3 separate regions of the Mus musculus genome follow, and all the other regions are linked to region 1. The links are chromatin loops, found by intact Hi-C in ENCODE. Cell type or tissue: heart. All regions are shown on one strand. Region 1 holds the start of Chst11 (carbohydrate sulfotransferase 11). Region 2 overlaps Chst11 (carbohydrate sulfotransferase 11). Region 3 has its middle 24 kb from the start of Gm33781.

Region 1 (8,000 bases):
ACCCACTTGTGTATTTGCGGTTTACCTACCTGTAGAAAATTTATACCCTAAATCTCCTGGTGCTGCGGGCAAATGGTTTTAAATTCAGCTCCACAAATATTGACTGTGTTCAGGCTAACTGAGTGTACCTTGTTTCCAGAGGTGTTGCAGAGATGCAAATGGGGAAAAAATGATCCTTGGAGGAGCCAGTGGAGGCCCCCCGGTCCATGTTGGTAGGAGACACATTCACCGTCTTCCTGGACGATGCTGAAGGGCTCTCTGTCTTCTTTGTACTCTGGGTCCATTTCTCACTCCAACAAAGTGCAGAAAGGGGCATCATGCCAATTTTAAAAGATCGTAACAGGACAGTACATTGTGGGCAGAATCCACAGGCATGAGCCTGAGCTCAGCCCGTTGGGACTGGAGGGACTGGAGGGACTGGAGGGACTGGAGGGACTGGAGGGACTGGAGGGACTGGAGGGACTGGAGGGACTGGGTATACACCTTGTCTGTTTGCTGCTCACAAAAGGTGCCACCTGGAGCTATGGATTTTTGCATTTATTTCATTCTTTTAAAAATCAATTTAACAAGGGCCGTGGCATATGTAGGACTTTCTGCTCCATCAGCTCCCCTTCTCCCAGGCCATGCTAGACTTTCAATCCTGCAAGTGCATTTTTGTTTTTGGAAAGTGTTCAAGGCAGGTCCCAGCACAGTACTGAGCTCAGTGCCATCCCTAACAATACCCCCCCCCCCACCCCAGGGCAAAGGGGGGTCTAGAGAAATGACAGAAACAAGATTTGAAGAGCCAGCCGAGTCAGTCGCAGGAAGGCGGCTCCCCACACATGTTCCACTTGTGGTTCATAGGAGAACCACACTTCCTGACCTAGGTGTGATTCCAGGCAGCCTTGTGACAGGTCCTGGCCAATAAATGAAGCTCAGAAACCCCATGTACCCCCTGAGGGCTAAGATGACTTAGTTATTTAGTGAGATGTTCCCTGTTCTCAAGCCTTGCAAAGGGCACCATTCTAGAACAACATCTTTCAGCCTTTGAGTTGCAACCCCTTTTGGGGCTGCTTTGGAATACCGGGAGACACAGATATTTACACTGCAATTCATACCGGTAGCAAAATTGTAATTATGAAGTTCCAACAAAAATAATTTTATGGTTGGGGATCACCACAACATGAGGAGCTGTATTTAAGGGCTGCAGCATTAGGAGGGGTGAGAATCTCTGTTCTAGTAATGCTGCTTCACCTCGTCTGCAAGACACATCCAAGGTACAGCCCTGCTGCCCATCGCAGTAGATAAACAGCAGCTGTTGGTGTAGCCCAAGTGCTTTAAGGCACCAAAAGTAGGGATTCTCTGTCATTGCCATAGAACCGTGCCTGTCTTAACAGATATGTTGGGAAAACAAAGCTGACTTATTTTATTTCGCTGGAGCAGAGACTGAACCCAGGACCTCATGCACGTTAGCCAAGAGCTCTACCACTGAGCTAAAGCCAAAGCCCAAAGCCTGGCTTTAGAAGCAGTCGTCTTACTTTGGGTCATCACTGAAAAGATACAATCTTCTTTTTTTTCTCCACATCTTATCAGTTGATTGTCCTTTTTCTTGTCAATGTCAGTAAGGTAGCACAGGCAAAGGGGAAATAAGTTTTTGTTAGACCAGGGACAGAAAGAAAGTGGAGACTTCCTTTGCAGTTGGTAAGTTTACAGCTTGACATGGGACTAAGAATCAGAACCTCTCCACTGACTACAAGTATGCTGTGGACAGCAGGGTCATAGCCTGTTGCCATTGGCTATGACCGTACACCTGAGAGGGTTCTACCTTACCTTCCTAGTCTAAGAGATAAATACCTCGCCATTTGTGACTTCCACCCGCTGTGTGCCAGTTGTACTGGGTATCAGAGTGGGATGGAGGGAGAGGAAGTCACCTTGATCCTTCAGGAGAGTTCTGTCTATAGGGCACAGTGGCTGGAGGTGGGGTCGGATCTGGAGCACAGAGGAGGAAAGAGAAGCCCAGTGAGAAATTAGGGGATACTTCCTGGAAGACGTGGCAAGTCACTGGCACAGCCTCTTCCGATTCTGTATGTTGGGCCAACCCAGATTTTGAGGATGCAAGCATGGATACCTGGCAAGGCTCTCCGTCCTTCTCCGGCACATGGTTCAACTCAATCTTCCAAAACCCCCAAAGACTCACATTTCTCACGTCTTCCTTGGGTGTGTGACTACCCAAACTGGCTTATTATGAATGTCCAGGCTCAACAGTGTGGTTTTCTGCCTTGGGCAGAAAGATGATGGAATGAAAGGCATGCAAATCCCTCTTCATCGTGCTTTGGTTAAAGAAGATAATGGCACGCCTGTAATGAGCAGCCCTGCAGGCCCTCTGGGGGATATGCCCCTACAAGGGGTCCATCCTCCCACCCAGTGCACTAGGAGGAGACTATACAGCAGTGCCTACTCACATCATGTGGGGACTCCCTGGGGAGTGGCTTGTATTGGAGCATGTATATCTCGGCCACCTCAGCAAGCAACTCATTCATAAAGGAGCAGCAAAATAATACTGGCTACATAAATATCTCCCTGTAATTGACTCTTGTCTGAATCACAGGAAGCCTGCGGACTTTCTCTGCTGAAGGGAAAACTTCAGGAGAAGGAAGAGGAGGTTTGGAGGCGTTTCTGGATACATGTATCAGAAAGCAACTTGTGAGTCTGTCAAATGTGAGGGGAGGATAAGGCCCATTACATTCAGATTCGACAAGAATTTATCAGTGCCCCTGTGAAGAGACACATTCAAAGGTACAATGTCTTATGGAATCCAGCATTCTGTAAATGCATTTAATGGTAAAGTAGAAAGGTCAGGCTTTACAATAACCCTGCTTTCCTGGCATAAAAGTGATCTCCTTATCATTGACCCGCGTCCACCTTATTGATCCTTGGCCACCCAAATGCATGGAGCTGAGCATTTAACAACATTTTACACAATGCAGGTAAGCAGCGCCATCTTTCTCTCTACCTGCCAAGGCTAAGCTGGCTTGGATCTCCCCCTCCCAGCCTCCACTCCCAACACTTTGTTGGACTTTTAGGGGCGTCTTTTCACATCCGTCCGACTGATTCTCATACACTTCGAATAAATTACAGAAAGCTGTACCTTTTGGTGAAACAGTTTTAAAAGCTACAAACCCGCTTTGCCCCGAGGGGTGCGGGTGAGGGCACGTGTCAGAAAGGCTAGCAGCGGCAGTCACCAGATCCTGGGATGCCGGAACAGTTTCCCTAACCTTGACTTTAAGTCCGCTCTCTTTAACCTCTTTGCAAAAGCAGCCCTCAAGCTGAGCTGTCCTTTGAAAGAAAAACGGAACTGCCCAGTTTTTGATCAGTATGAGAAGGGCATCCGCTCTTAGGGGAGCGTGGGGCAACTTCCCCTGCTAAACCGCCCAGGGATTGTAAATGGTCGCGTGTCAGCAGGGCTCCTGTTTGCCTCTGTCACCTAACCTGCTTCTCGCCACACCGGAGAACGGGTGGCAGCACTACAGCATCTTATTCATGGTTTTCCCCCATCCCGGTTGTGTCATGGAAACGTTCACGCAACCTCGAGACAGCGGCCCAGCTCCGCCCAGGGACTGAGGGCTTTTGGGACCCTGCGGGAGCGTGCTGCGCACTCCGGACTCCCCGGGAAACAGCTGGACGCGACCACGTCTCGGGTAGGGGCGGGGGGAGGCGACGCTCCGCCCCGGCGCGGCCCCGCCCTCCCCGCTCGCCGGCGCCCTCCCCTCGCCGGGGGCTGCGAGTTGCGTTTGGTAAAACCCAGCCCTGGAATATATAGATCACTGGAGCGCAATGAAGTAGCTTTTGGCGAGGGAGGGAGGGAGGGGGGCCTGGACAGTCACAGAGGCCAGTGCACGGCGGCGGCGGCACCTTCCTTCTCGCATCCCGGTCGCCCGGCCCGTGAGGAGGCAGCGGCGGCCGCAGGCGCCAGCAGAGGAGGCGGCGGAGCATCGAGCAGAGGCGAGGCGGACCGGCAGGAGCGCGCGGCCGGAGCCACGCATCCTCACACTTGCACACCAACTCCTGCGCCTTTCACCCTCTAGACCAGAGTCGGGGCCTCGGAGAGCCTCGGTGAAGCTAGCGGGAGCCAGCTCCGGAGCCCAGCCAGCTCTGTTCTGAGCCTCCCCGGTGCTGGTACCCCCGCGGCGGGGTCCCCGCTTCTGCGCTCGGGACGCGCCTCCCGGACAGCCGGGTCCCCGCGGCCAGGACAAAGCCATGAAGCCGGCGCTGCTGGAAGTGATGAGGATGAACAGAATTTGCCGGATGGTGCTGGCCACTTGCTTCGGATCCTTTATCTTGGTCATCTTCTATTTCCAAAGTATGTTGCACCCAGGTAGGGGGCGCGTTAGCGTGGTTTTGTTGGATATTTTCTCCTCTCTCGCTCTGCTTTCTGCTTCTTCCAACCTCACCTCTTCCCTTCGGCCTCTTCGGGGCTCTTTACTGCCGGGATCCGCGGGTCACGGAGTTGGGATGGGAAGAGAAGGTGCGCTTCCTCTTCCTCCCATCTCCAGGCTAGAGGTTGAGACTGCAAGGAGAGACAGCGGCGCGTGTTGTTGCCTCCTTTTTCTTTTCTTTTCTTTTCTTTTTTTCTTTGTGTCTTGTCTATTGGCTAGGTGGCATAGAAAGGTAGGGCTTGTTGGAAGCTGCCCGGGTTGATGGGAAGACTACAAAACTCTGTCCGGGTTGCTGCTGAGGGCTGAGGTGAAGCAGGCGCTGGCAGCCGGCTGTTCTGCGCCAGGCAGCGCTGCCTCTTCCTGGTTGGGGACCCCCGGGCGAGTGGTGCACGCCCCGGCTGGGTAGTGAGTCCCTGCAGCCGCCTGGGAAGCCCCAAGCCCAGCTACCACGTGTTCCAAGCTCAGCAGCAGAGCAGGTGTGGGGACAGAGTGGGTAGGTTCCCTGCTCTTCTCTCCATCGGGGGAGATATTTTGCGAAAACACCCCAGGGTCCAGCACGGTGGTGACTTTGCAGCTGTTGCTCCTGGGCCTGGTCTACCATCTCCTGGCCCCAGACCCCCCAGCTAGGAACTCCAGAGCCTTTGGGCTGCACTTTGACCATCAAAGCTCTTGGAGATACTTTGTGCAGTTTCATCCCTTCTTCTTGGGTTCTGAGCATTTAGAGACTTCTGCAGCACAGGAACGAATCCTTCCTCACGTCTTCTCTGGCTTAGGCTAAATACCAAGTCTCCTATCAGGATAGGCAGGGCCTAGGCACCCCTCATCCCGGGGGTCCAGAAGGAAAGTTTGGTGCTAGAGAAGAGAGGGGCGCCCTGGAGTGCTCTGGCCGGGCTGTGCTGCATGGTTTAGAAGCCCAACAGGTAGGACTTTCTAAGACGGTTCTGTATGTGGCCACCCAGCCTTAGACTTGGGAACCCCTTTCCCCATTTCTTCTGGATCAATAGACCTGTACTGGGTCACCTTGACATATTTTGACTCCTCAGAGTCGCTACAATAATCATTTCCTTTCCTAATAGCAGGGAGGAAGGGGGTGGGGTGGAAACACGTATCTTTCCAGGGAAATAAGGCTGTTTTTTTTTTTTTTTTTTTTTTTTTTTTTTTTTTTTGCCTCCCGCCTTCTTTACGTGTATAGCTAACACTTTCAGTAGACTCAGCCGCGAATTCATCAAGCCAGACAGAGCCGTAAAGCTGTTCCTTGCATCAAACAGGCAGGGATTCCTTGACAGCGCAGGGACAGACTGGCCTCTCTTCCTTTTGGGGCTCACAACAGTTGTTAAGGAGGTCTGGCTGCCAAGAATATGGTCTTGTGCTACCCGGACACCCCAGCCAGTCCTGGTAAAAGATGGCTTTTGTTTGCAGCTCATATTTTTAGTCTAATGTCAGCAAACTCCTTACTCAAACCTGTGGTTGTGAAACTTGTGAGAGAATTTAAAAATGGACTTTGCTGGCATTCTGGGTTGCAAGAGGGTGGGACCAGACACACGGGCATCTCAAGAGTGCCAAGCTCCAGGGGCCACCCAGAACCAAGCCAGAGGGCTAGAGGACAGGCTGGTATGCAGATATAATGAAGCTAATGCTGTTTAAACAAAGGGCCCAGTGATTTGGTCTAGACTTCAGAGCTGTGTTCAGGCCTATTCAAGTTTTGCTGGGATGGTGCGTGCCCGGTAATTCTCAGCAGAAGTGCTTAGACCAGGAGTGTATGGAAGGAATGTACGTGAACCTCTGTGCACCTGTAAGTTGTCCATCAGAATTCCCTTAGCATGAATCCTGTGGTGAACTACGAAATAAGCTTTACTCAAGACACGGAGGAAAAAACTCACAACCTGTAGCCAGGGCCTTGCGTTTCCAGCTTTCTAATCATCAGAATTTAACTTATCAATTGACTTGGAAGTGGCTGTAGGGTTTTTTTTTTTCAGTGTAGCCTTCTGGAACTTTTAGCCTTGTCCAAGCCTGTGGGTCACTGAATACTGTCTTTGATCCTGCTGGGCCCTTCCCTTCCTGGTCTCCTTTCTTTTCACTAAATGACATTTGTTTATAATTCATATCACCAGGAGCCTGCTTTTGCTGAGCCCTCTTTTAGTGCCAGGCAAATGCAACTTTCAAGACATCGACCTGGATACGAACCTACAGACGTTTGATTGAAAGTTCTTACTTGAAATTATACATAGTGCCGCAGAACTCCCTGTCAGTACTAGTAATATGGGCATAAATTTATGATTTGGAAACAGTGTTGTTTTTTTTTTATCTCTTGTTTTTTTTCATTTTGTTAATATCTATGGTTGATAGTTGAGATCAAATCGTTTTTTTTTTCTGCTTTGAATTTTTAAAAAAAGATTCTAAGAGAAGATTTATTTTAAATTACTCCCTCCCTTGCGTGTGTGTGTGTGTGTGTGTGTGTGTGTGTGTGTGTGTGTGTGTGTGTGTGCAGTGCCCATGGAGGTCAGAGAGTGTGTTGGATCCTCTGGAACTGGAGTTACAGATGGCTGGGAGCCACCTCTGTGTGAGTGCTGGGAATTGAACCAGGGTCCTGTGGGAGAGCAGTGTCCTTGACTTCGAGTTGTTTCTCTGACCCCTTAAGAATTTTTATTTTTATGTGTGGGGGTGGGGTGGAACCTACATGTGTGTGCATGTTATATGTGTGCAGGTGCCTACAGAGGCCAGAAGAGGGTTTGAACACCCTAGCGCTGGAGTTAAAGGTTGTTATGAGCCACCAAATGTGGGTGCTGGGAGCCAAACCTTGGTCTTCAGCAATAGCAGCAAACTCTCCTACCTGGAGAACCTGCTCTCGCACACCCCCACCCCCCCTTGAATTTTAAAGTGACGAGTCTGTGAAGTCCCCTGGTTACAGTCAGTCTTTTTACCTGGGGAATCTCTCGGATCAGATCTGAAGCCCTCTGGCAAGGGTTCTCTGGATTCCTGTCTGTGAGATAGAAAAGCAGTTCCGTGAAGGAGATGAACTCTTAAGTTTCCTTGCTGGCTGGAGGGTATGCGGGAGGGAAAAAAATGAAACAAAACAAAAAACAAAAAACAAACAAAAACCAAAAAACAAACAAACAACCCCACAAACTCTGCCTAGCTCTTAGGCTGGCAAATGCCTCCTGACATTCTAGTCTGAAGTCCACTGTCTTTTGTATTTTTCTAGCTCATAAGCTTGGGTAATTGCGAACTTGAGTAATTGGCCATCCGTTACACCACTTAGAGTTTAGTAGGAGTGGGCTATGGTCAGTTAGGCAGTTTTCTTTTGAAACCCTCAACCTCCTGAGTTAATAATCTTCATGAAGTTCTTTTATTTATTTATTTATTTTTATTTATTTATATCTTTTTTGGTCAGGAACAGGGTTTTAGGCTTCTCTCTAGTCTGGGTGTTTTATACAGGGCCTAACACATAGAGGCCTTTCCATAAACTATTTGCTAGCTGAATGGATGAAGTAGTTGACCCTTGTCTCTAGCTCCAGGAAGCTCTAGTTCAGGGCTGGTCAGCAGCAGCAGCTGGCTTCTCCCTCCAGCTCTGCTGCAGGGCGTGCC
Region 2 (8,000 bases), 57 kb after region 1:
CCCACACTCACACACATGTGGTTTTGGGTTGGAGATAGAGCCCGGCAGAGTATTTCTTTAGCATGTATAAAGTCCTGAAGTCAGTGGCCAGTAGATCAGCACCAGGTGTGGTGGTGCATGCATTCAAGATCATCCTCGGCTACATAGTGAGTTCAAGGCCAGCCTGGGCTATTTGAGACAGTAGCTTGAAAGAAAAGTCTGTGTCTAACAAGGAAACCTGTGATGTTCGACTCATTGGAAATGGGAAATTTGTTTTCTGCCTTTCCTTCCCTCCCTGACGGGGTCCTCTGGCTGGCTTTTAATGGGACAGCTCTTACCATCTGGAAGACCCAGCGTGCCTCAGAGTCAGGAAGACTGGCTTAAATTCCGGCTTCAACCTTAAAATCTTGGAAACTTCACGAAAATGGGTCTGATCCCAGTTTAGAGACTTCCTGGGTGCAAGCTGACAGACCTCACAAGAATCAAAAGGTGTCTGTTGGATCAGAGCAGGAGGCAGAAGACCCCCATCCTGGCAACACGGCCACTTCCACTTCCTGCCTCTGTGAGCCTCAATGTGTCATTGAACCACACGGTGAGCTCTAGTTCCCTTGTTTGCCAGTGGGGTGTTCACATTATTTCCTTAGCTCTTCCACACGATGTATTTCACGCACAGTCACCTTGTAAAACCGGTGACAGCAGCGCCTTCCCGCTCTTTTTATTCTCTTTTTGCTGCGTGTTTACCTCTTATCAATGTTTGAAAAGAAAAATTATTGATAATTATATTTGCTTTTTGCTTTTTAATCCTCTGGTTGTTCCCTCATTCTACCCTTGGGGCATCTTTAGAAGTCCCGTGGCCTGGTTTGCCAGAGAGAAGCCTGTACCACTGCAGTGGTTACAAAGGTCATAGCACCCACTTTTTCTTTCTTCCCCAAAGTGTCTTTCCTGAAAATGGATGTTGCTTGGGAATGGGGTGGACACCTGCAGAAGATTATAAATGTGTTTTGGTACCAACACATAGGGCTGCCCTCTACAGATTATCTGTGTTCAATGTGTGTGTGTGTGTGTGTGTGTGTGTGTGTGTGTGTGTGTGTGTGTGTGTGTGTGTTACATGCACAGTAATTGAGAGTTCAGTTGCCAGAATCTGTTGACCCGTCTTTGGAGAAGGTCATAGTTCAGCCACATGGGACCTTACAAGTCTTAGAGCCAGTAGGAGCTGCAGCTGGTTCAGGCTTTTTATCTGAATCTAGGATAGAATGTTTAAAAGTAGGTATCTGGACAAAAAGCAGACTCAGATGTAGGAATGTATAGGAAATGAATTCCTTATAGGTAGTCTTTTGGTTTTGGTTTTTTAGGACAGGGTTTTGCTTTATAAATCCTGGAACTCTCTCTCTATAGACCAGGCTGGCTTTGAACTTAGAGATCCACCTCTCTGCCTCCTGAGTAGTGGGATTAAAGTCATGTGCCTCACCTCCACTGTCTGGCATGATAGTCTCACTATTTAAATATTGAAGTAAATATCCTCTCATCTCTGAGTTTTACACATCGATCATCCATCCATCCATCTCTTCAGAACATATAGAGACTGAGCTCTTTATAGATCATCCAGTCCTTAGCCATTGGGAGAAATAGCCTTTCATATATCCATTCACCGATTGCTTGCTTTACTGCGCCACCCTTACCTGTCAAATTGGTAAATGGCTATTAAATATCATCATGTGCCATTTCTTGGGATTAAAAAAAAGGACAGAACCTCTGTCCTCAAGAAGCCTACAGTCTGGGGTGCAGGATGTTTTCCTAAAATTTAAATCCAATTCTTACTTGACACAAGCTTATTTTATTTTGTTTTAGTCTCTCATTTGAGTTTGGGAAAGCAAGCCTCCTAACCATGGGAGCATTTCACTTGTTTTTATAAACCCAAGTTCTAGAGTTGGGTTTCATGTTTTGCATAACTCTGCCCGGCATAAGTACTTATTGTGTTAACAGGAAGAACAAGAGGGAAGGAAGGACAATAGGGGGAGGCAGAAATAGCTTCAACTCCTAGGAGCATAAGCATCTCAAAATCTTCTTGGGAACTGTTAAAAAGATATTTCTCGGCTTCAGAGTGCGTCATATCCAGAATCACTCTGAATTTTGTAAACCACCAGAAACCGTCCATCAGGAAGCGACCAGCTGGGACACTAAGTCCCGGGTCTGAAGTTGGCCAGGGACAGGTCATGTAAATGAATGGCTGTGGGTAGTGTGTTCCTCAAGTTTGGGTTTTGGTCTCCATTTTTCAGTCCTCCACCTTCGTGATGTTGGGTGAGGTCCTTAACCTTTCTGGGTCTCATTTTCCCACCTTGTAAGATGAGGGTGATGACCCCGTTTGCCTGCGAGAGTCATTACAGATATGGTATGAGTTCAGAGAGTCTAAAACGCAGACCTGGGATGTAGTAAAGGCTAAAGCTGCTTCTGTTTCTAAGGGGCAGTGGGATTGGATGGTTAACAAACCGAGAAAATCAAGTCCACATGAGGATTCCTGTTCAAAAAAAAAAAAAAAAAAAAGGGAATGTGGAGTGCTCCAAAATCTGAAACCTTTAGCACAGACAAAAAGAAGAGTCCATATTTGTCCTCATGTGACAGGTTGAAGCCAAAACACAAGATGTGGGCCAACAACATGGTTCAGTGGGTAAAGGTGCTTGCTGCCAGGTTGGACATTCTGAGTTCAAGCACCAGGATCCACAGTAGGAGAGAACTGACTCATGTCCTTTGATTTCCATACATGTGCTGTCATGCATGCACCCATATGCACACATACATACAAAATAAATCAATGAAATGTAAAACAAAACATGGAAGCGCCAAATGTTGTATTGTACAAACGTTCAAACTCTGTGTATAATATGAATTTGATGTTTGTGCTTGGGGCCCATGAAGAATCGTGTGCTCTGGGTCGGAAGAATTTAAGATCAGGGCTCTTCAGCCTGTACTGACAGCTTGCAATTTCCAGGGAGATAACATGTATGACGCCTCTGACATTACACCGCTAATTATCTTCTGAGAAATATCCGTACCTCTCTGGCAGCCTGATTTGTGTCCTCACTATGACACTGACGGGCAGACAGGAGGAGTTCTGCAGTCTGGGGTTGGGGGGGGGGGATGTCTGTCTGTCTGCTCTAGTCTAGGGGAGAGGATTGTGCCAGGCTTCTCTGGCCGGCATGAGTTAGCTTCTCTTTTAGGCAGGCCACACCGACGTGAGGAAATCCATGTCTGAAATTAATTTCCACAAAGGGCAAATTGGTAATTATGTCTGACATTATTTTATTTTATTTATTTATTTTTTAAAAAAGAGGCTGACCATGAGTTGGATTTTACATACTGCTTAAGGCAAAAGGTTCAGTGCAGTGGGAATTATTATTTCCAAGAATGGATCTTCCCCCCCCCCCTTTTCCTTAAGATGGGGAAGGGGGAATTTCTCTTGGTGTTTTTTTCTGGAAGGTATTTCTATATACTGTTTATAGAGGCCGTGGTCCTTTTTAAATTTAAGGAGCCCAGTTGGCTTCAATGGCAATAAATAAAGCCCCATGTGGGGGCCGAAGGATAGGTAATTTATGGGCCCAGCCCCTTCCTTAACTTCAGCCCATAACTTCCTGGGCTATGGGCCTGACTGAGGGCCATCGATGCATTGGACTATGAAGGTGCTTTTGAAGTTTCTCCTGCAAGGCCCGGGGCCTGGCCCTGTGAAGTGTTAATGGGCCTCCTGCCCAGGCTTTATTTGAGGGGTGCTTGTTAGAGGAGCCTTGATGGGTCCGTGGGGGCCTCTAAGCTGTACTGTTCTACTCTGCAGGGCTGGCTCTGATTCCAGAGCTCTATTGTTTTGATTTTGACTCCTGGGACAATTCCTGTTTCGCTCCTGGGTGTTCCCAGGGCCCAGGCAGCTACGGGTGACCAGGCAGGGCCAGCCAGGGAATATGCCGGAAGGGCAGACCAGGGGACTCCACCCAGCAGAGCACAGCAAGGCTTTTGCAGTACATAAACCACAGCTTGGTCTTAAGGGAAAAAAAAAGGCCTCTGTCCAGTAAACACATTCTGTTTCTTCTTTTCCTTGGGTTGCAAAGTCTCCACCTTCCTGCTTTCAGTCCCAAGTGGCCTGGCATGCCAATCTGAGAGCCACTGCTTGCTTGTCCTAAAAAGGAAAGCCTGTTCATGCCACTCTCCTTCCTACAGGCCTTCCACAGTATCTTCTTAGGCCGCTTGGGCCTCTCAGATACCTGTGCACCCTGCTCCCCATCCCCCACCCCGAGACACAAAACTGCGCTGTGTTTGAAAAGACAGGGCTTTTATGCAAGCTAAAATGAGGTTGTTAGGGACTGGGGTTGTAACTCAGCAGTAGAATGCTTGCCTGGAAGAGCACAGGGGCTGGGGAGGTGGGGGATGTGGGCACAGGATGGAGGACTGGAGGACAGGGGTGGGAGGTGGGGGAGGGCTGGGGGTGGGAGGGTGTAGCGGGGAGAGGTTGGGTCATGAGGTCATTAGGTCTGCCCTGACCTGTATGACAGACTGATGATAGGGTTGAAGATATGGACTGCCCTTGCATGCAGAAGGGCCATGTGAGGACACATGAAGCAGGTGGCCTTGGGAGAAGCCAGTCCTGATGATAGCTTATCCTTTGGAGCTAGACCTTGGAGAAAATCACTCTGTTGTTTTTGAAGCCATCCAGTCTGTGTGGCTTCTGTCATGGCAGTGGGACAAACATGGCCATGCTGTGTCTGCAGGATAAGTTTCTAGCCCTGTAGAATGCCACAGGAAGACCTTTGTCTCTCTGGCTCCTATCTGCTTCCAGTGTTGGGCAGAAGTCTTCCTGCTTACATTACAAACTACACATCTTTAAAAGCTGGGTTCCAGGATCTGCTGGGGCCTCTTGAAGCTGTCCCAAGTCTCACCTCTGTCCCTTTCTCAGGCTAGTGGTCCTCTTCTGGATTCTTCAGGAAGCCTGGAGGCCAGGGGCTTTGTGTAACTGATCCTGCCACTCACTGAATCAGCCAAGACTTAGTCTCTCCTGTTCCTGTCCCTAGGAAGTGCTCCTCCCTGTTAGAGGACAGGCTAAGTCTGGATTCTCCTTGGGGTGTAGTTAGTGGCATGCAGGCTGGTCCCGGAATGACAGTAATAGTGACAGTGACAGAATGCACAGCTCTGGTTATGTGTGTATGTATGGTTTTTAGTACTATTTACTTCCAGACAGTTTGTATCTTCTTTGTGTACGTCTCTGGGTGTCTCTGTATGTACCTGTCTCTGACTAGCTTGACCTACTCACTAGGTAGTCCATGGTAGCTTCCAGCTCACAGCAGTCCTCCTGCCACAGATTTCTTCTTGCTGGAGCCACCACACATAGCTAGCTAGTATGTTCTGAGAATGTTCTAGATACCACATAAGCTTTGGTCACCATGATACCAGAGTTTATAAGGTCAGACCTGGGGCCAGTCAAACCAGATTCAGCTGTCTGTCCTAAAGAGGTGTCTTAGGGTTCCTATTGCTGTGATGAAACATCGTGACCAAAACAAGTTGGGGAGGAGAGGATTTATTTGGGTTACGCTCATGTATAGTGACACATGAGTGTGCTACATGATACATGAGTAGGCCATGGAGGATGCTACTTATTGGCTTGCTTCACATGGCTTGCTCTGCCTGCTTTCTTATAGAACCCAGGACCTCCAACCCAGGGATGGCACTACCTGCTGTTGGCTGGGGCCTCCCCTATTGGTCACTAATTAAGAAAATGTCCTTCAGCTGAATCTTATGGAGACACTTTCTCAACGGAGCTTCCCTCCTTTCAGATGACTCCAGCTTGTGTCAAGTTGACATAAAGCTAGCCAGGACAATAGAATAATACACAATTAAACACATAAGTATCAGTAATGACTGGGGAAAGATGTATCCCATGTAGCTGCATTGGGAAGAGGAGCCAATCCAGTGACTGAATGCACACTTGCATGCAATGCCCCCCTCCCCACCACATCTGGTTCCATTTTCTGAGTCCTGGCTAAATTCATGGTTAAATGGTAAGATGTCACTGACCCATTACTGTTAATGCTCTACTCTGGCTGCCAGGTCATCTGACAAGTTTTGTAGAGCTGTTGAAATCCATTCCAGGGGGTAACCTCCTTCCCTGGCTTACACTCACGGTCCAACCTTCCCCTCTTTCCCGGGAAATCCAAATTCTGGAGAACCATGGGCGCTTTAATCTGCCTCTCTTTAGATCAGGGTTCCCCACCTGTGGCCTGTGACCCTCTTGGGGGTTGCATATCAGATATCTTGCATATCAGATATTTACATTATGATTCTGTTCAGTAGAAAATTTACAGTTCCAAAGTGGTTACAAAATAACTTGATGGTGGGGGTCACTGCAACACGAGGAACTGTATTAAAGGGTAGCAGCCCTGGGAGGATTGAGGACCATTGCTATAGAGAACCACCAGTCCTCCCCAGGAATATTATGGTTGAGTAGATTAAGTGGCTGACACATAATTCTCATGGTCCTATGCTCTGGCTTCCAGTTCAGGAGTCAGATTTCCTGTCACCGCCTCTGGAAGTTGGTCCGGAAGTGTCCTTGCCAGGGCATCTGAGCCTCACCTCCTCCATTCCCTCTGACTGAGGCAGGGGGATTGCTACCTTTATTAGCCTGGCAGAGTTGATAAACTCAAGGTCTAGTTCACAGCTCCCTCTGATAAGATCTCCTTTTCTCCCACTATGTAGATGAGGTGAGCCAGCCACTACCTGACACCTCACAAGTCATTTATATTTCTGGAATCTGGCTAGACTTCATGGGTCTCAAAAACCAGCAGGCACCACTCAAACCTTTACATGTCTGACTATTTCTTTAAAAATTAAAAAAAAACAAAAACCTGTATGTGTATGAGGGCCTGCCTGCATGTATGTGCACCATATGGCTACCTGGGACCCGTGGAGGTCAGAGGAGAGTTCCAGATTCCCTGGAGCTGGAGTTGGACGAGTGGCTGTGAGCTGTCATGTGGTTGCTGGGAACTGTATCTGAGTCCTCTGTAAGAGCAGTGAGCTGGAAGAGCAGTGAGTAACCTTGACTGTCCAGCCATCTTTGCAGCCCCAATATAACCAGTTCTTTAGCCACTTGAGCCTGCTACCTTTACATATGCCACAAACAACTTTCCTTTTCTAACAAGATAGAGTAACCCATGACTTACAGAATACAACCTATCAGAATATATTCTATGAGGATAGCCTCCTGTAGCAGAGCCATACAATCCTTCCTGTCCCCTCCCCTGGCGGCTCCCTCCTCTTCCTCTGGATAGTGCCGGCATCCACCATATGCCTTTGGACTGTGGCACTGTGAGGACATTAGGCAGCCTTGTCTCAGGGCTGTTAGATGAAATTCATTTGGTTACTGTTGGACTCTTGTTTGATGGCCCCAGTCACTGGAATCCTGAACCCAGATTTGAGTACTCTCTTTCAAGCTTCTGTTGTCCTTGACACCCATTGAAGTTCTAGTTCCACATTCTTGCCATGATTGGTTATAGACTTGACGGTCGCCCTCACCCTTCCCTTGAAATGCAGACCAAGAACAGAGGGAGCTAAGAGCCCCACGTTTCAAGGACTTGAGAGTTTATAATGATGCGTGGGTGTGACCAAGTTTCCTTGGACTGCGGATTCACAGGAGGTCACCCTTCCATGTCTGTCACCAGGCTCTACACAGCCCTGGGGTGTTGCTTTCTCTGATTCTGAAAATGTGACCCAGTGGACCATGGCAACACCTCTATTTGTCCTTGATGTTAGTTAGAGGAATAAATGACACACAAAGCTCCTGGTATTACAAGGATCCTTCTAGATGCATCTTCCTTCAAGTCACACTGCCCTAACCTGAGTGTTAACCCTGGGGTTGCTGTTCTTTATTAGGAAAATGGAACACAGAGGCCCATCACCAGTGGTCATTGGCAACAAGAAGAAGGGATTCTAAGACATCTTCCGCATCACTGCAGGCTCAGGAGCTACTTAGGGAAGTCTCCTTTGGACCA
Region 3 (8,000 bases), 75 kb before region 1:
GCAAGTGTGTGCTGGGCACGTGTGCAAGCATATCACAGTGCATGCATGGATGTCAGAGGACATTGCAAGAGCTGATTCTCTCCTTCCACCATGTGAGTCCCGGGGATTGAACTCGGGTCATCCGGCTTTGTGGCAGGCGCCTTTACCTGCTGAGCCACATCACTGACCCTGCTCCTGTAAACAAACTGAGATAGAAGATGTCAAAATAGCTTGTCCAAGCTTTACCCACAGCAGGTAACCCACAGAGCTGGGATTTGACTTTAGGCCGACTGTGCCCAGAGCCCATTCTTCTCACACCTGGACTCACACACCTTCTATCATGTTCCGTGTGCAGGACAGTCATGCACAGGGCCAGCCCATGGTGTGCCGTGAGAAACTCTACAGACAAAAGCATGACTGATTGGAAAGTCGTCCCAGGCCGTGTGCCTATCTGCAGGCAGCCAGGGCGAGGAGCTCTACTCTGCGTAGGGTCTTTCTGAAAGTCAGGATGAGGGAGTTGTTTGGAAATCCTGAAGACCGGGTGACAGCCACTTGACTTGGCTATATCTCCTCCCTGTCTTCCTTCGTTTCTTCTAGCTCTAGATACGTATTGAGCATCTAACACATCGAGGTGGATGTTAAGGCTGTAATGCAAGACAGGGTTGTGCCCTCCAGGTTATCACCTAACAGGGAAACCAGAGAGGAAGCAGTAATGACACAGAGATGAGATGCCTCTGGTAGAGGGAACCATGCCTGGCTTTAGCACAGAAAGTCCCAAATTCCAAGAATGCCCTTGTGTCCTGGCAAAAAACAACCGGTTTGTTAACTCAGTGGCTGAAGGGGAAAAGCTAAAAGGGTGTATTACAGCTGGAAAGTGGTTGCCTTGCATGTGTGCAGTCCTAGGTTCTCTCTCTCTCTCTCTCTCTCTCTCTCTCTCTCTCTCTCTCTCTCAGACACACACACACACACACACACACACACACACAACTTAATTTTCCTAATTGAATGAAAGTGAGGACATGACCACTCCTAGGTGTGGTTGACGAGAAGGATTTTATTGCAGATATGAAGGAGAGTATAGTCAGAGGCATCTGCAAGAGTCCAGACTGAATATGGCCAATAGAACAGACCAGGCTCTGAGAGGAGAGAGAAAGAGAGATGGGGAGAGCAAGAGACGGAGACCAAGATCTCCAGCTGTGCCAGGGCAGAAAGGTCTTCTTTCCTCCATCGAATGGCTTCTGTGCCTCTCAGAACTTAGCTGCGAGCATGGAAGCATAGGCCTTTAATCCCAGTGTAGGGTGGGTGGGGGGTAGATCTCTGTGATTTGGAGGTCTGCCTTGTCTACACAGTGAGTTCCAGGCCAGCCAGGGCTGCATATGAGACCCTGACTCAAGCAAACAAACACCCTGCTGAGTGTATTTGTGGGTCCCCTTTTGGGTTCAAGCTCCCATCCCATTGATCTCTAAGTCTCTTGCTTTGCCAGCCTCGCACACATTCGACCACTTGGGCTTTGTAATGACTCTTGAAATAGGGAAACAGAGTTCTCTGGCTTTGTTCTTTTCAAAGTTGTCTGAGTTATTCTGGCTTCCGTTCCTTTCCATATAAAGTTTAGAATAGTCTTATTCACCGCCAAACACTTCTTGCTGGCAGCTTAACAAAGAATCAACATTTTTACGACGATGAACCTGCCAATCATGAGTATGAGGTGTCTCTTTATGTATTTATAGCTTCTTGAATTCCTTTCATAAATATTTTATAGTTGGCAACACGAAAGACCCATATATGGGCTAGGGATGGAACTTGGTTGCTTGCCTGGGATGCACGGACCCCTGGGTTTGATCCCCTGCACTGTGTAAACTGGCTTGGTCTTGGCACTCAGGAGGCAGCAACTGGAGGATCACAAGTTCAAGGCCTTTTTGTGCTACATAAGAGAACGGGGAGGACTGAGGCCAGTCCGGGATAAGAAAACTCTCAAACTGTACGTTGGTAGGTTGATAACTTAAGTGCTTAATTTTGCTGTGCAATTGCAGGCACCACTGTACTTAACTTGGGACTCAGTGTGTGCTCCTTGCTTGCATACACAATTGCAGTTGGTGACTGTGCATCCTTACATGCTGTGTCCTTCCCAGACCTGATTGTTATATTGAGAGTTTCTTTTGCTGTGGTGAGTTTGAAGACAGCATTGCCAGCCTGCTATCTGCAAACATGGCATCTGCTGAGAATCACTTCCTCCAGTAAGGCCACACCTACTTCAACAAGACCCACGAGGACCATTCTTATTAAAACCACCACCCCTGGCATCCCTGGAACAAACCCCATTGGCAGTGAGGTGTAACTTTTCTTCATATTTCTGAACACTTTATAAAGGATATTTGTGTCCGCCCCACCCTAATTAGCTTTCAAAGTCTGTTGAGCCCGGGCTCAGGGTGCTGTAGCTGTGGATCTTTGCACTGTCTCCCGCTTTACCATCACAGGCATGCTAGTTTTATAAAATGAACTAGAAGTGTCTCCCCCTCTTCTATTTTCGGAAGGAGAGTGTGTGAGAGGTTGTGCAGACTCCTCTTTCAACATTTGGTAAATTCTCCAGTGACGCCATCTGCAAGTGGAGACTTCATTCCTGTGAGTTTTTAAATTATAAACTCAATTTCCTTAACAGTTGTGGCTATATTTAAATTCATAGCCCATATGGGATGAATTGTATTCTTCAAGAATTTGGTGTATTTTAAATTATCGATCGTATGTTTTCAGAGATCGTTTTAACTTCGCTCTCCTTTCTTCCTCTCACGGGAAGCAAATGCTGATTTCCCTGGAGCCTGGCCACCCTCTCCAGGGGATGCCCCACAGACTGGGTCAGTCTGGACCTCAAACAGAAACCATTCTGAGCATCCAGGAAGAAACTAGAGGCCGGGGCGGGGGTGGGGGTGGGGGTGGGGGAGGGCAGTTCACAGAACTGTCAAGCCTTGGAGATCGCTGAAGTGTCCTGGGACCAGGTAGGGCTTGTGACTTTCCACTTAACACCTTCCTCTTAGAGAACCATCAGAGGGAGAGTCAGTGGGAGCCTCTTTCTCCAGACCAGGTTTATGTCAAAAACCAGAACTCTAGCTGAGCGGTGGTGGCACACGCCTTTAATCCCAGCACTTGGGAAGCAGAGGCAGGTGGATCTCTTAGTTTTAAGCCAGCCTGGTCTACATAGTGAGTTCCAGGACAGCCAGGGCTACACAGAGAAACCCTGTCTTCAAAACAAAACAAAACAAAACAAAAAACAAACCAACCAAAACAGCCCGGAATTCTGGGTATCACCACTAGGTGGCACTCTGAACATACACTTGCCACCTGTGGTTCGGAACACTTCTGTTGAGCCAGAAAGGTCTGTGGGGCATTTTGTTCTTTCTGTGAGATGTGCTTTGGAGATGCGCAAGGACCCCCTAGAGCTCTGAGCTTACACTCGACTCCTGCAGCTAAAGTGAGGAAACTGGAGAGGTGGTGCCGGCTGCAGCGCAGAAAAACGCTGCTCAGACAGGAGTCCCCACACTGAACCTGGGTCAGGTGGCGGCAGCAGCCTATGACATAACCTCATATTGGTAAACTGTCACGCACTGCTTGAACTTTGGAAGTTGAATTGCTCCTCAGCCTCCATTTCAGACCCAAGCATGTTTGTCTCGAAGTGTCCTCCAAGGCCCCCTAGCTAGCTAGGGATTAGCTGCTCTGCCCCCTCCCCCAACTCTGCAACAAGAGGGAAGAGAATATCAAAATAGCTCAACAGTAAAAAGATCATCCTTAAAAGCAGCTAGAAGGTGGGGCTGGAGAGATGCTCACCAGTTGAGAGCATTGGCTGTGTTCAGTTCCTGCACCCACATGGCAGCTCATAATTCCAGTTCCAGAGGATTGCCCTCTTCTGGCCTTTGAAGGCATCAAGCACACATACACATACATTCATGCAGGCAAAACATTCATAAACATAAAAATAACAAATACATCTTTACCAAAAAAATAAGCAGCTAAAAGGCAAACCATTTCCAAGAGACATCACTAATATTTAATCTCTAATAAAAGTGCCTGCAGTGGGAAAGAGAAACCAGAAGTTTAGCTCTGACAAGCTCAGCCACGGAGGGAAAGCTTAATTGGGACCCTCGCTGACTGCCTCAACTTCCCCAGTCGGTTTCTGCTGTGTGCCTTGGGCAAGATATACATGGTATCTCTGCCAGATGCTGGCTTGAGCTCACATCCCTCCTGGACTATTTACTGCCCTGCCAGCAGGGGGAGCTATCCCTTCTGTCCACCTGAAAGATGAAGGTAAGGCTAGCCTCCTCCATAGGGTTGTGGGGTTCCTGCCCAGGGAAGCAGGAGAAAAGCTAAGCATTTGGTGGGTGTTTTTGATGGCATGACCACTCCTATTCATTTACATCATTTGACCTCCCAGTGTAGCACGATTGTAGCACAAAAGCTTCCCCAACTGTCCTGACAAATGAATTAAAGAAAGAAGTGGTAATGAAAGGCAGAGAGAGGGGGGAGAAGGCAGAAGGAGAGGGGGAAAGGAAAGGGGAGGGGGAGGGGGATAGAGAGGGGGAGATATTCACCAGTCACCCTGGGGAGAGGGGCAGACAGAGTCCAGGGACTACAGATCCTCAGGGAACTGACATGAACATTAGATCTAATTTTGAGGAGGAGTTGGGACTTGGGGGCTGGGGTGTGCTCCTGCCTATGCCCTTCTAGGCTCAGGTCCTACAGGAACATCAGATAAAATGGTTAGTGATCACGGAAGGGAACGACTCTGCTTCCTGGAGAATGTCTGCTCTAGGATTAAACCTTCGCACCATGGGTGACGCTCATTTCTCTCGTGGTCTGTCCTGCTCGGGTGTGACCTCAGTCTCTGTCACAAAGACTTTTATCATGTTGTTCCTAGATTCCAAGGTGATCCAAAAGGACGATGGAAACAAGACACAAGGGCAAGTTAAGGGGATGTGGGAAGAGAACGGGTCTCCTCACTTGGGAGTCTGAGCTCCCACCAGCTAGCTGTGAGGGATGGATTCCATCCTAGTTAACAGCACTGGCTGTGGCATGGTCTATACCCAACATGCACTTCACAGTCTCAAACAAGAATGTGAGAACAGCGGTGAACGTGCTTACGGGCTGTATCGATCCACCTTTCTCCTCTCTGTCTGTCAGCCTAAGATTTTTACAAATGTGGCTGTAACTTCATCTACAGCAAAAGCATGTCTTAGCTTATATGAGCAACCCTTGTGACTACTCAGTGTGCCTTATGTATTACTCTCTGTAGTCCTACTCAGTGTGTCTCAGGTACTCTTTGTGGTCCTACTCTGTGTGCCTCAGGTACTCTCTGTGATCCTACTCAGTATGCCTCAGGAACCATTCTATGACGTGGAGGCTTAGAGGGAGGAAGGGAAAGAGGAAGGAAGGCTAGATATGTAGCTCAATTGGTCTGGTACTTACCAAATGCTAGAAGCTCTCAGTTGGAGCCCCAGCACGACATAAAACCAGGTATTATTACAGGCCCAACTGTAATTACAACATTTGGTAGGGAGAGGCAGAAGGTTCAAGGTTCAAGGTCATCCTCAGCTATAAACGGAGTTAGAGGCCAGCCTGGGCTACCCGGGACCCTGTCTATAAATTAATAAATAATAAAAGAAGGGAAGAGTACTTCAGCAACCCTTTGAGATTTAACCAACATCATTTCGACAGTGTTAATATGGCAGACGCATCTCTAACTGTGCAATGGCAAGGAGTTCTCTGCAGGGACCTCTACTGAGGGGAAGGTGGGATTCCTGCCTGTACGGCAGAGAAGGCTCTCAGGATGAGCCCGTAGGAAATGCTTTTATTACGGAGAGATTTCAACAGAGGCTTGGGCACAGGGGTTACTAGAAAGAGAGGCACTCGGAGACAGCACGAGACACAGGTAAGGGTGAGTGCGGGTTTCCCAGGAAAGCCACATCCAAGTGTTTTTGCAGTGGCTGTATCCAGGTATCTTACGCTGTCAAGGTCCAGGGTGCACACACAGAACGAGGTCACAGTGTCAGCTTCTCATCCCACTTTGCATGGGTCCAAGTGAGGAGCCAGTAAGCCACCGCATGTGTCCTGGGAAGTAGAAATGTCCTTCCCATGGCTGCCATGACGAGTCACTACCCAATCAGTGGCTTACAGAGGTCAAGTTTATTCTCTTAACCGTTGTAGAGGCTGTAAGCAGAGCTGCATCCGCCTGCTTGCCTCACCGGGCTTCTAGACACCATGGCTTCTCTCACTGTGTGACCCTCTTCTGTGTGTCACTCCAACCTCTTGCTCTGTTGTCCTCTCTCCAGCCACCTGGATCCTCATTATTAACGTGAGCTCATCTGGGCAATCTAGAGTGATTGTCCATCTCTGTATTCCTGAGTTAGTAATGTCTGCATGTTCGTTACCTTTTATTGCACAAGGCAACATATTCATGTTTCAGGCAGGAATGTGCCCCTCTCTGGGGGGCTTCAGTTGGCCTTTGAATGAAAATGAGGACAGAATCCCTCCGAGGAGTGGTTGGGGAGACGGGTTTTATTGTAGATATGAGAGAGAGCACAGCCAGAGGCAACTGGAAGAGTCTAGACTGAACATGGCCAGAACAGACCGGGCCACGCACAAGAAGGGGGAGTGAGAGAGGGAGGGAGGTAGAGGAGAGAGGGAAGAGAGAGGGAAGAGGAGAGAAGGCAAAGGGACAAAGATAGGTTCCAGAGCCGAGTCAAGAGCAGAACCAAGCAAGCACCGGGTACCCACAGTGACTGAGTTATATAAGAAAGAGAAGCTAGGGTAAGAGAAGGGACTCTCAGGGCTGGAGAGGGTAGGGTAGGGGCAGGGGTGACAGGTAGGTGCTGAGAGGAGCCAGGACGATATAACTGGTACTGGAGAGAATGCTGGGAGAGACTAGAGGCCACAATCTGCTTTGTTAATAGACACCTCAAGAATGCTTTGAGATTGATTGGTTTTATTTTGGATTTGCTTGTTCGGCGACGGCGACATCTGTCCCGGGAGCTGGCCTTGAACTCATGATGTTTATTGCCTCCAGTGCCTGAGTGTTGGGATTACAGGCCTGTGGCACTACATCTAGCTAGATATGGTGTTCTGCACGGTTGCCTTTAGATCTGTTGTCAGAATGTCTGTGTCTTCCTTTCCCGTCCAGTTCAGATGTTGAAATCTTGACCCCCAAGGTTATGATAGGAGGTGCGGCTTTGGGGGAGATAATTGAGCTTAACTAAGGCCACAGAGAGCTTTATAGATGGTGTGACAGTTAGTTCTGATTATCAGCTCCTGAGTGGGGCAAGCCTTCGGCTGTGTGTGAGGGAGAGATTATATGGAGGAGAGAAGATTGACCCTCAGTGTGGGAGGCACCATCCAAGGACTGGAATCCAAGGTTGAAAGAAGAGAGAAAGAGGAGGCAGCCAGCCTTGGACTAGCATTCCCCCACCATCCCACCCTCCTCCCCCATCCCACCCCACTCTCTCCCCCAACCCCCACCCCTACCCCTTTTCACTTCCCAGTCCTGGATGAGCATCCCTCCACCTCCCACTCACTTCCTGAAACACTGAGATGTGAAGAGTCCCCGCTGTGTCCCTGCTGCCATGGTGGTCTTCCCTGCCTTGATGCACCTTCCTAAACAGGGGCCCCAAAGAAATCCTCCCTCTCTTAAGCTGCTCTGCCTGTCACAGCACAGTGCAGCTCCCTAAGTGACCTCAAGAAGTGACTCAGAGAGAGCCTCACCTCCTCCTCTCTGAAGACACCGCCAGAGGCGCTACCAAGGAACCAAAAAATAGGCAGCAAATCTGCCTGTATTGGTTCCAGACTTCCTGTTTGCTGAATATGGACAAATCTTTCTGCGGTTTGTCAGCCATTTAGCCTTTGTAAGAGTCAGAAGTGTTGACTTTGAGCCTAGAATGTACTTACTGAAGGAATGAACCGCTCACGAGTATAGTATGGTAGACATGACCGGGGCTCAGCCATTCCCATTTCTTCCCTCCTCCCTGGGTGGGAGCCCATGAGTG

What was found. Peaks named below come from ENCODE experiments on the same cell type or tissue, not always from the same donor. Only the 100,000 strongest peaks of a DNase experiment are listed, where the experiment ranks them.
Region 2: a loop joins it to region 1, with 2.8 times the contacts of the local background. A loop is called at or near these places in 10 of 42 quality-filtered maps.
Region 3: a loop joins it to region 1, with 2.6 times the contacts of the local background. A loop is called at or near these places in 7 of 42 quality-filtered maps.

What each region holds. Positions count from the first base shown.
Region 1 is chr10:82,981,629-82,989,628 of GRCm38, forward strand. Chst11 (carbohydrate sulfotransferase 11) reads left to right here and starts at 3,869. Exons shown (of 3, transcript NM_021439.2): 1 at 3,869-4,354. The coding sequence starts at 4,237. In heart, a CTCF peak has its summit at 4,347; a DNase peak (open chromatin) is centred at 3,653; H3K4me3 peaks cover 3,394 bases; H3K27ac peaks cover 2,560 bases; H3K27me3 peaks cover 2,558 bases.
Region 2 is chr10:83,039,072-83,047,071 of GRCm38, forward strand. The region is part of intron 1 of Chst11 (carbohydrate sulfotransferase 11); the gene reads left to right. Among named protein-coding and RNA genes, the nearest start is that of Chst11, 58 kb to the left of the region's middle. In heart, no CTCF peak of the experiment used is centred here; DNase peaks (open chromatin) are centred at 3,850 and 5,010; H3K27ac peaks cover 2,014 bases.
Region 3 is chr10:82,906,194-82,914,193 of GRCm38, forward strand. No RefSeq gene overlaps it. Among named protein-coding and RNA genes, the nearest start is that of Gm33781, 24 kb to the right of the region's middle. In heart, CTCF peaks have their summits at 3,282 (motif pointing right) and 4,225 (motif pointing right); no DNase peak of the experiment used is centred here; H3K27ac peaks cover 261 bases; H3K27me3 peaks cover 823 bases.